Regions from separate parts of the Homo sapiens genome. Here region 2 is linked to region 1. Evidence: chromatin contacts called from ENCODE Hi-C or POLR2A ChIA-PET data. All regions are on one chromosome and are shown on one strand. Each heading gives the region's core, a stretch centred on a gene start or an enhancer-like site at or near the end of the contact. The rest is flanking DNA. Distances are from core to core; before and after follow the strand shown. Region 1 has its middle 7.5 kb from the start of BCL3. Region 2 holds the start of BCAM (basal cell adhesion molecule (Lutheran blood group)).

Region 1 (3,907 bases), core at 962-3,461:
CAGACCAAGTGGGTCTGACTCCAGAGCCCCAGCTCCTTAGGAATGAGGATGAGGATGATGTACGTATACAGTCCTCATTTTCTGCCAGGCAATCCTGCCAAGGGCTATATTGCTGACTCACTAGCTCTTCTCGGCCATGGTGTTATTATTCTCATTGTCATTATTCTGTAACTCAGACAGGGAAACTGAGGCCCAAAGAGATAGATGAGTATGTAGCAGAGCCAATACTCAGTCAGGTTGTCTGACTCCAGTGCCATCATCACAGCTCAGCTCCCCCAGAAGACAGATGATTATACGGAATTGGGCATGCGAAAGATTTATGGACCAGCCTGGGAAACGTAGCAAAATCCCATTTCTGCAGAAATTTTCGAAATTAGCCAGGCATGGCTTGGTGCGGTGGCTCACGCCTGTAATCCCAGCACTTTGGGAGGCTGAGGCTGGCAGATCACCTGAGGTCAGGAGTTTGAGACCAGCCTGACCAACATCGAGAAACCCCGTCTCTACTAAAAATACAAAATTAGCCAGGCGTGGTGGCACATGCCTGTAATCCCAGCTACTCGGGAGGCTGAGGCAGGAGAATCGCTTGAACCCAGGAAGCAGAGGTTGCGGTGAGCTGAGATCCCGCCATTGCACTCCAGCCTGGGCAACAAGAGCGAAACTCCGTCTCAAAAAACAAAAAGAAAAAGAAATTAGCCAGGCATGATGACACACACTTATAGTCCCAGCTACTCAGGAGGCCGAGGTGGGAGGATCACGCCTGTGGTCCTAGCTACTCAGGAGGCTGAGGTGGGAGAATCGCTTGAGCCCAGGAGGCTAAGACTGCAATGAGCTATGATCGCACCACTGCACCTCAGCCTCAGCCTGGGCAACAGAGTGAGACCCTGTCTCTTACATACATATATATCTCTTAAATACACACACACACACACACACACACACACATATCTTAAATATATATATGTGTGTATATATATACATACGTGTGTGTGTATATATATACACACACATATACATATATATACACATATATACGTATATGTGTGTGTATATATATGTGTGTGTGTATATATATGTGTGTGTGTGTTGTGTGTGTGTGTATCTATCTATATATATATATATGCAGGGCACAGCACCTCAGAAAGGAAAGGAGGAAGCAAGAGGAGTGAGCAAGGGGGACTGTCAAGTTGTAATGCCCCCCCTACAGGAAGGCTCTTGCATTAGAGAAGTCCCACCCTGGTCAGAAATGGCTAGCACCTCTGAACCCCACCTGTCATTGGCTGGAGACTGCCCAGGAGACCATGCCCCAGCCGGTAAGCTGAAGCAGACCTCAAAGGAGTCAACTGCCAATGTCAGAGGCTGTCTGCTCTCTCTGCATGCCTGGCAGCAAGATCAAAAGTCCGTTTTTTTTGTTTGTTTTGTTTTGTTTTTTTAAATTTCTGAGACAGGGTCTCACTCTGTTACCCAGGGTGGAGTGCAGTGGCATGATCATAGCTCACTGCAGCCTCAGCCCCCCAGGCTCAGGCAATCCTCCCGCCTCAGCCTCCCAAGTAGCTGGGACCACAGGCTCACCACCACCATGCCAGGCTAATTTTTATATTTTTTTGTAGAGGCCAGGCATGGTGGCTTATGCCTGTAATACCAGCACTTTGGGGGGCTGAGGCAGGAGGATCACTTAAGGTCAGGAGTTTGAGACCAGCCTGGCCAACATGGCGAAACCCCATCTCTACTAAAAATACAAAAATTATCCAGGATTGGTGGCATATGCCTGTAGTCCCAGCCACTTGGGAGGCTGAGGCAGGAGAACCACTTGAACCCAGGAGGCAGGGGTTGCTGCACCACTGCACTCCAGCCTGGGTAACAAAGTGAAACTTTGTCTCAAAAAAAAAAAATTTGCTGGGCATGGTAGTATGTGCCTGTAGTCCCAGCTACTTGGGAGGCTGAGCCAGGAGAATCTCTTGAGTCTGGGAGGCGGAGGTTGCAGTGAGCCGAGATCACACCACTGCACTCCAGCCTGGGCAACAGAACAAGACTCTGTCTCAAAAAAAAAAAAAATGTACTTTTTTGTAGAGACGGGGTCTTGTTCTGTTGCCCAGGCTGGTCTCGAACTCCTGGGCCCAGGTGATTCTCCCATCCTGGCCTCCCAAAGCACTGGGATTAGAGGGATGTGCCGCCACACCCAGCCAACAGGTTTTTTCTTGAAGGGGGATGTGAGCTGCCTGTCTCTGTGGCTGCCACTCCCATACCTATATGAATAATAACAATCATTTTAAAATAATATCTTCCATTTACTGAGACTTTCCTCTGTGCCAGGCCTGTGCTGACGTGTGTGAATTCATTTGACTCTCACAACACCGCCGGAAGACATGCACTGTTTTTACCCTCATTTTATAGATGAGGAAACTGGGGCTCAGAGAGGGTAAATAAATCACCTGCCCAGGGTCACACAGCTGGTAAGTGACAGAACTGGGATTGGAACCCAAACAATTAGACAGGGCCCCATTCACAGATGAGGACACTAGCCCACTAGTACCTGATTGTCTACTGTCACCTCGCTGAGACCACTGTGACCTTCCTTCCTATGCCCCGCCTTCCCAGACCCCCATCCACCCACCCAGGGCAGATGCTGATCTCCACACTCCCCCCACCGAATCACCCCTCTCTGATCAAGGCAGCTGGCAGGGGCGGCGGAGAGGGTGGGGGGACGAGGGTGTCCAGTCTCCCTGGCCTGCCAAGAGAGGATGTCGCAATCCTCTGACTCAGCGTCGTGCGTGCAGACCCAGCAAGAGGCAGAAAGGGGAAGATTAAGTCTTGGCTTAGGCCCCAGATGGGCTGATTCTGCTCAATGCCAGGAGCTCCCAGAGCTGCCAAGGCTCCAGGGTGGGGAGGAACCAGGAGGTGCAGGCCATGCTCCAGGAAGCTGGCCCGCATTCACCCGTGGGGGTGGGGCAGAGCAGCCTCAGGGAGCGGAGCCGTGTGGACTTCCAGCCCAGGGCCCAGACTGGAGGCAGCCTGACCTTGGGCATGTCCCTTCCCATCCAGGCCCAGAGTCTCTGTATCCTTCTGTCTGCGGAATTCACTTGCTCTCCCTGAACCTCTCTGGAGGCTCTAGTGGTTGTTCCTCCTCAAGGGACTCTTAAGTCTAACTCTATTTTTTTTTCTTTTTTGTTTGAGACAGGGTCTTGCTCTGCCACCCAGGCTGGAGCGCAGTGGCACGATCTCAGCCCACTGCAACCTCGGCCTCCTGGGTTCAAGCGATTCTCCTGCCTCAGCCTCCCGTGTAGCTGGCATTACAGGCGCCCACCACCACGCCCGGCTAAGTTTTGTATTTTTAGTAGAGACGGGGTTTCGCCTTGTTGGCCAGGCTGGTCTTGAATTCCTGACCTCAGATGACCCTCCAGTCTCAGCCTCTCAAAGTGCTGGGATTACAGGCGTGAGTCACCATGCCCGGCCCCTTAAGTCTAACTCTATTCCCTCCTGCTGCAATGCCATCCTCTCTCCACGCACGGACCCTCCCCATACCAGGAGGCAGCAGAGAAGAGTTCCAGGGTGCGAATCTCCATGGGTGTCCTCGGACATATGACTTTCCCTCTCCATGCCTCAGTTTCCCCATCTAAACCATTTCTTCCCAGGGAGAAGGGGCCTAGAATCAAGCTGGAAGGGCACACCTGCAGTCTCCGAGACTCATGGCCACTTCTCCCAGGTCAGAAGCGTGCTGGGGTCACAGGGACCTGGCTTGAAATCTCAGCTCTCCCCAGTTCCTCACCGTGTGACCCGGGCAGTGAGTTCACTTCTCTGTGCCTGTTTCCTCCTCTATAAAATTGGGTTTTTAGCTGAATTTTCCTTACAAGGTGTTAAGAGGATTAAGTGGGCCAATTCTTAGTTGCAACTCAGCCCGGAGTGAATGTTT
Region 2 (3,907 bases), core at 757-3,256, 68 kb after region 1:
CCCAAACAGAAGGTGCACAGGCTGGGGACAGAAGAGCTAGGGTATGGGTGTCGGTGCTCACAGTGTGTGAGCTTGACAGCACCTGGGACTGTCTTGGAGTGCCGCCGCATTCCCCATGAGTGAGTTTGTATTGTATATCCTGGGATGCTCCAGTCTGGATGGAATCTGCACGTGAGTTTGTGTGCCTTGCAAACAAACCTTCCCTGAGCACCTGCACTGTGTCTGGTCTTGTGCTGGGCGGGGTGCCCAGGGGAGGAGCCCTTAGCTCACCACAGTGATCAAGACATCCCTGGCCCTGCCCTCACAGGCTCACAGTCCACTGAGGGAGACAGACCTATCCCCAGCCAGGGACCCCCAGAGTGTGCCGGGCTCAGGTGGGGGAGCCCAGAGGGGGAACCTGACCCAGCCAGGGAAGGCAGAGGGGACTTCCTGGAGGAGGGGATGGTACAGTTAATCCTAAAAGGTCTTTCCCAATGTAACAGTTGCTCTGTAGGATGGATGCAGTGGCTCATGCCTGTAATCCCAGCACTTTGGAAGGCAGGAGGATCACTTGAGCCCAAGAGTTGGAGACCAGCCTGGGCAACATAGTAATACCCTGTTTCTATTACCAAAAAAATACAAAAATTAGCTGGACATGGTAACACAAGCCTATAGTCCCAGCTACTTGGGAGGCTGAAGTGGAAGGATTGCTTGAGCCCAGGCGGTTGAGGTTTGAATGAGCTATGATTGCGCCCACTGCATTCCCGGCTGGGCAACAGAGCGAGACCCTGTCAAAAACAAAACAAACAAACAAAAAAAACGTTGGTCTCCTGTATGACCAATGGATAAAGTAACCTTGACCAGTCTAATAACTCCCAGGCTGACCTGTAATCCAAGCCTTCTCTGTATGTCTGAGCAGGCAAAGCCCAGCTCCAGGGCTACCTCAACCCCCAGGCTGATCAGAAGCTTGGGTAACCTCTCCCAGTGTGGCCAGCGACCCCCCACCCTCCCACGTTCTGACCACTGTCCTGGGCAACTAGTGACATCTAGTGGGGGATTTTGTCCCAGTCTGACCTGGCCTGTAGGGGCCTTGGGCAGTCGGACCTGTGACCCACGCTTCCTAGCAGTGGCTGGACTCCTCCCCCTTCCCGCAGGTGCCCTGGCCTCTTCCCCTGCCCTCCTCACCTGCTCTGGCCAGTCTGACTCCTCCCTTCCCCACAAGGTTGGGAGGGAATGAAGGAGAGAGCGGGAAGGAGGAAGGGAGGGTGGCATTCCTGGGATTCCCTGGATAGGGGGAAGAGTGGGAGGGCCTTCCATGGGTGAGCAAGCAGAGAGGGCACCCCGTACCCCACCCCCAGCCCCATCATCGAAGCGGCCTAGGAGGACCTGGATTTGAAGACCATTGAAAATAAGAGATTAAACCGGTTGATTCCAGGCTACTGGTCAGACGAGGAAAGCAGCCCAGAGCACTGACCACAGGGGAAAACATCTCCGGGCATACTGGGAGCAGCTGCTGGGGGCCACTGGTCAGGCTGCGGGGGTCACTGGTTGGACTGGGAGAGGCCAGTGCAGGCCACTCGGACGGCACGCTTGGGGCCATTAGTTACACTGGGAGAGGCCATCGCAGGCCACAGGTTGCAGTGGGGTCCTCTGGTTAAAATCGACGATGCCAGCCCAGGCTGCTGGTCACAGTGGGGACGAGTCCCCAAGGCCCCTGGTCAGAATAACGAGGAGAAGGTCCGCGATTGCCTGGTGAGATCCCAGCTCGGGTCACTGGCTACGCTGGTCGATCAGGCCCCCCGCTGCAGGCGCTGGTCAGTAAGCCCGGACAGCTCTAGGCTTGGGGGCGGACGAGCCCCGAGCCTGGCCCCGTGCACTGGGAGGTCCGCTCCGGGCAGTGGGAGGTCCTGGCCCCGCGCCCGGGCATCGGGGGACGAGGGGGGCCTGGAGGGCGGGGCGGGGCGGGGCTGCCGGGGGCGGGGCCTCTGGCTCCCAGCCCCGCAGCGGCCGAGCTGCAGCCCGGGCTCAGTCTCCGCCGCCGCCGTGAACATGGAGCCCCCGGACGCACCGGCCCAGGCGCGCGGGGCCCCGCGGCTGCTGTTGCTCGCAGTCCTGCTGGCGGCGCACCCAGGTATGGCTCGGGCTGAGGGCAAGGTGGGACTGGGGAGAGGCCCCTGGGGACCCCGGGAAAGCGAGGAGAAAGGGCTTTACCCTGACCCCAGGAAGCAAAATGTGGGGACCCCAAGGAGGAGGGATATGGGAGTGTTGGAAGGTACGCCTTCCAGTGAGAGAGATCTGGGGACAGCCAGGCAGGAGAGCTGGGGATACCCAGGCGGTGGATCAGAGACAACCAGAGAAGTCAGCCCCCTTCCCACTCAGCACCCTGGAATCTGGGTCCCACCTGCCTCCTCCCTCAGACCCTGGAATCTGGGCCCCCAGCCCCTCTTTCCTCAGACCCAGGAGTCCAGGCCTCCAGTGGCTAGAATAGCTTCCCCCAGGGCACAGAGGATCAAAACCCCAGGGCTCTCTCCCTCAAAGGTCCTCAAGTTTTGAGAGGTCCAGGGACCCCTTAGAGAAGCGAGGACCATGTGTCCCCACACCAGCGATCCACATGTATTTAGGAGTTTCCAGAGTCCAGTATAAAGAACCCGCCTCCCTCAGGAAAGGGCTGGAGCACCAGCCCCGGGCAGTGACAGTGGAACAAAGTGTTTCCAAGTGACAGGCCCCCTTCCTGGGGCCTCAGCTACATTTACACACCTGCATGAGGATAGAAGGAGAGGAGGCCGGGGGCTGGGGGGTGGGGGTGGGGGTGCTGGGGACAGAGGGACAGAGAGATGAGAGAGATTGGGGAAGAGAGAGGAACTCTCTGCCTCCACTTGTCTGCAGATCAGACCCAGCCTTAGGCACCAGCCTGGACCCCGTCACCCCTCCCTGGGGACAGGCTGGGGCCAGAGGTGAGCGCTTGGGAATCCAGGCCCCTGGCACACTCATGGTCAACAGTGGGTCCCCAGGGGTAGGGCTGGGCCAGATTGAGCAGAGAAGGGAAGGGAGTTTCTAAGAAGCACTGAGAGCTGATGCCAGGATGCCAGCCCAGAGGGTGAGGGAGGGTGGTGGTTTTTCTACAATAACTACTCCACCAGGCCCCAGCCTCCTCTTCCCTCTGATCCCAGGAGTCCAGGTGCCCAGCTTCCCAAGATCCTGGGCCTCAACCTTATCCTTTTGCAAGATGACTCGACTTATCCCGTTTGCTGTTGTATCAAACTGAGGGGGGCCAAGAGGCGGCTGGGGGCTCTGGCTCCAGGCCGGGCAGGTCTCAGCCAGCCTGTCCCTCCCACATTCCTGAAACCTGCCCAGCCCTGTCCCCCCTCACCGCCCCCACACATCCATCCCGCCTAAGCTCCGGGCCCAGCCGCAGCCCACACCCCAGCCCCTCACTCATGGGAGAGCGGAAGAGACCCAGGGACTGAGTGGTGCAGGTGCAGAGAGAGGCAGAGACAGGGACAGAGATGGAGACCCAAGAGGAGAGACACACGCAAAGGTGGAGACCAGGATGGAGAGAAACATTTATCCATCATCACAGAGGTGGCCCTGCCCAGGGTGCTGGAGGCAAATGGCTGAGCCAGGCCTGGCCCTGCCCTGGGGGGTGGCGTGTGCTCTGTTGGGATAAGCAAAGGCTGGTGCAGTATTACCCCAGGAGTGTTCAGCGGAGGCCACAGGGCCCTGTGCAGCCCAGAGGAGGAGCCCTGAGCTCTGCAAGTGCAGGGAGAGATGGATTTGAGACCCAGAGATGCAGGGAGAAGGGATGGAGGGCGAAAGGATCTCAGGGAGGAGGGGCTGGGGCCTAGACTCCTGGGTCTGAGGGAGGAGGGGCTGGGGCCTGGACTCCTGGGTCTGAGGGAGGAGGGGCTGGGGCCTAGACTCCTGGGTC

What was found. A loop is a pair of places that touch in the nucleus more often than their neighbours do. ChIA-PET counts read pairs that join two places held with the same protein, here RNA polymerase II (POLR2A). Pooled maps may share reads with other maps.
Region 2: a loop to region 1 is called in a pooled map, with 2.4 times the contacts of the local background. The contact joins the promoter of BCAM here to the enhancer-like site in region 1. A Hi-C loop is called at or near these places in 2 of 50 pooled maps. POLR2A ChIA-PET finds 5 or more read pairs at or near these places in 10 of 52 experiments (A549, H1, HEK293 and 6 more).

The regions. Positions count from the first base shown.
Region 1 is chr19:44,739,225-44,743,131 of GRCh38, forward strand. No RefSeq gene overlaps it. Among named protein-coding and RNA genes, the nearest start is that of BCL3, 7.5 kb to the right of the region's middle. Within about 2 kb of position 2,212, at least 34 of the 41 ENCODE cell types and tissues checked have a DNase peak (open chromatin) inside an H3K27ac peak, as active enhancers do.
Region 2 is chr19:44,807,097-44,811,003 of GRCh38, forward strand. BCAM (basal cell adhesion molecule (Lutheran blood group)) reads left to right here and starts at 2,007. Exons shown (of 15, transcript NM_005581.5): 1 at 2,007-2,110. The coding sequence starts at 2,029.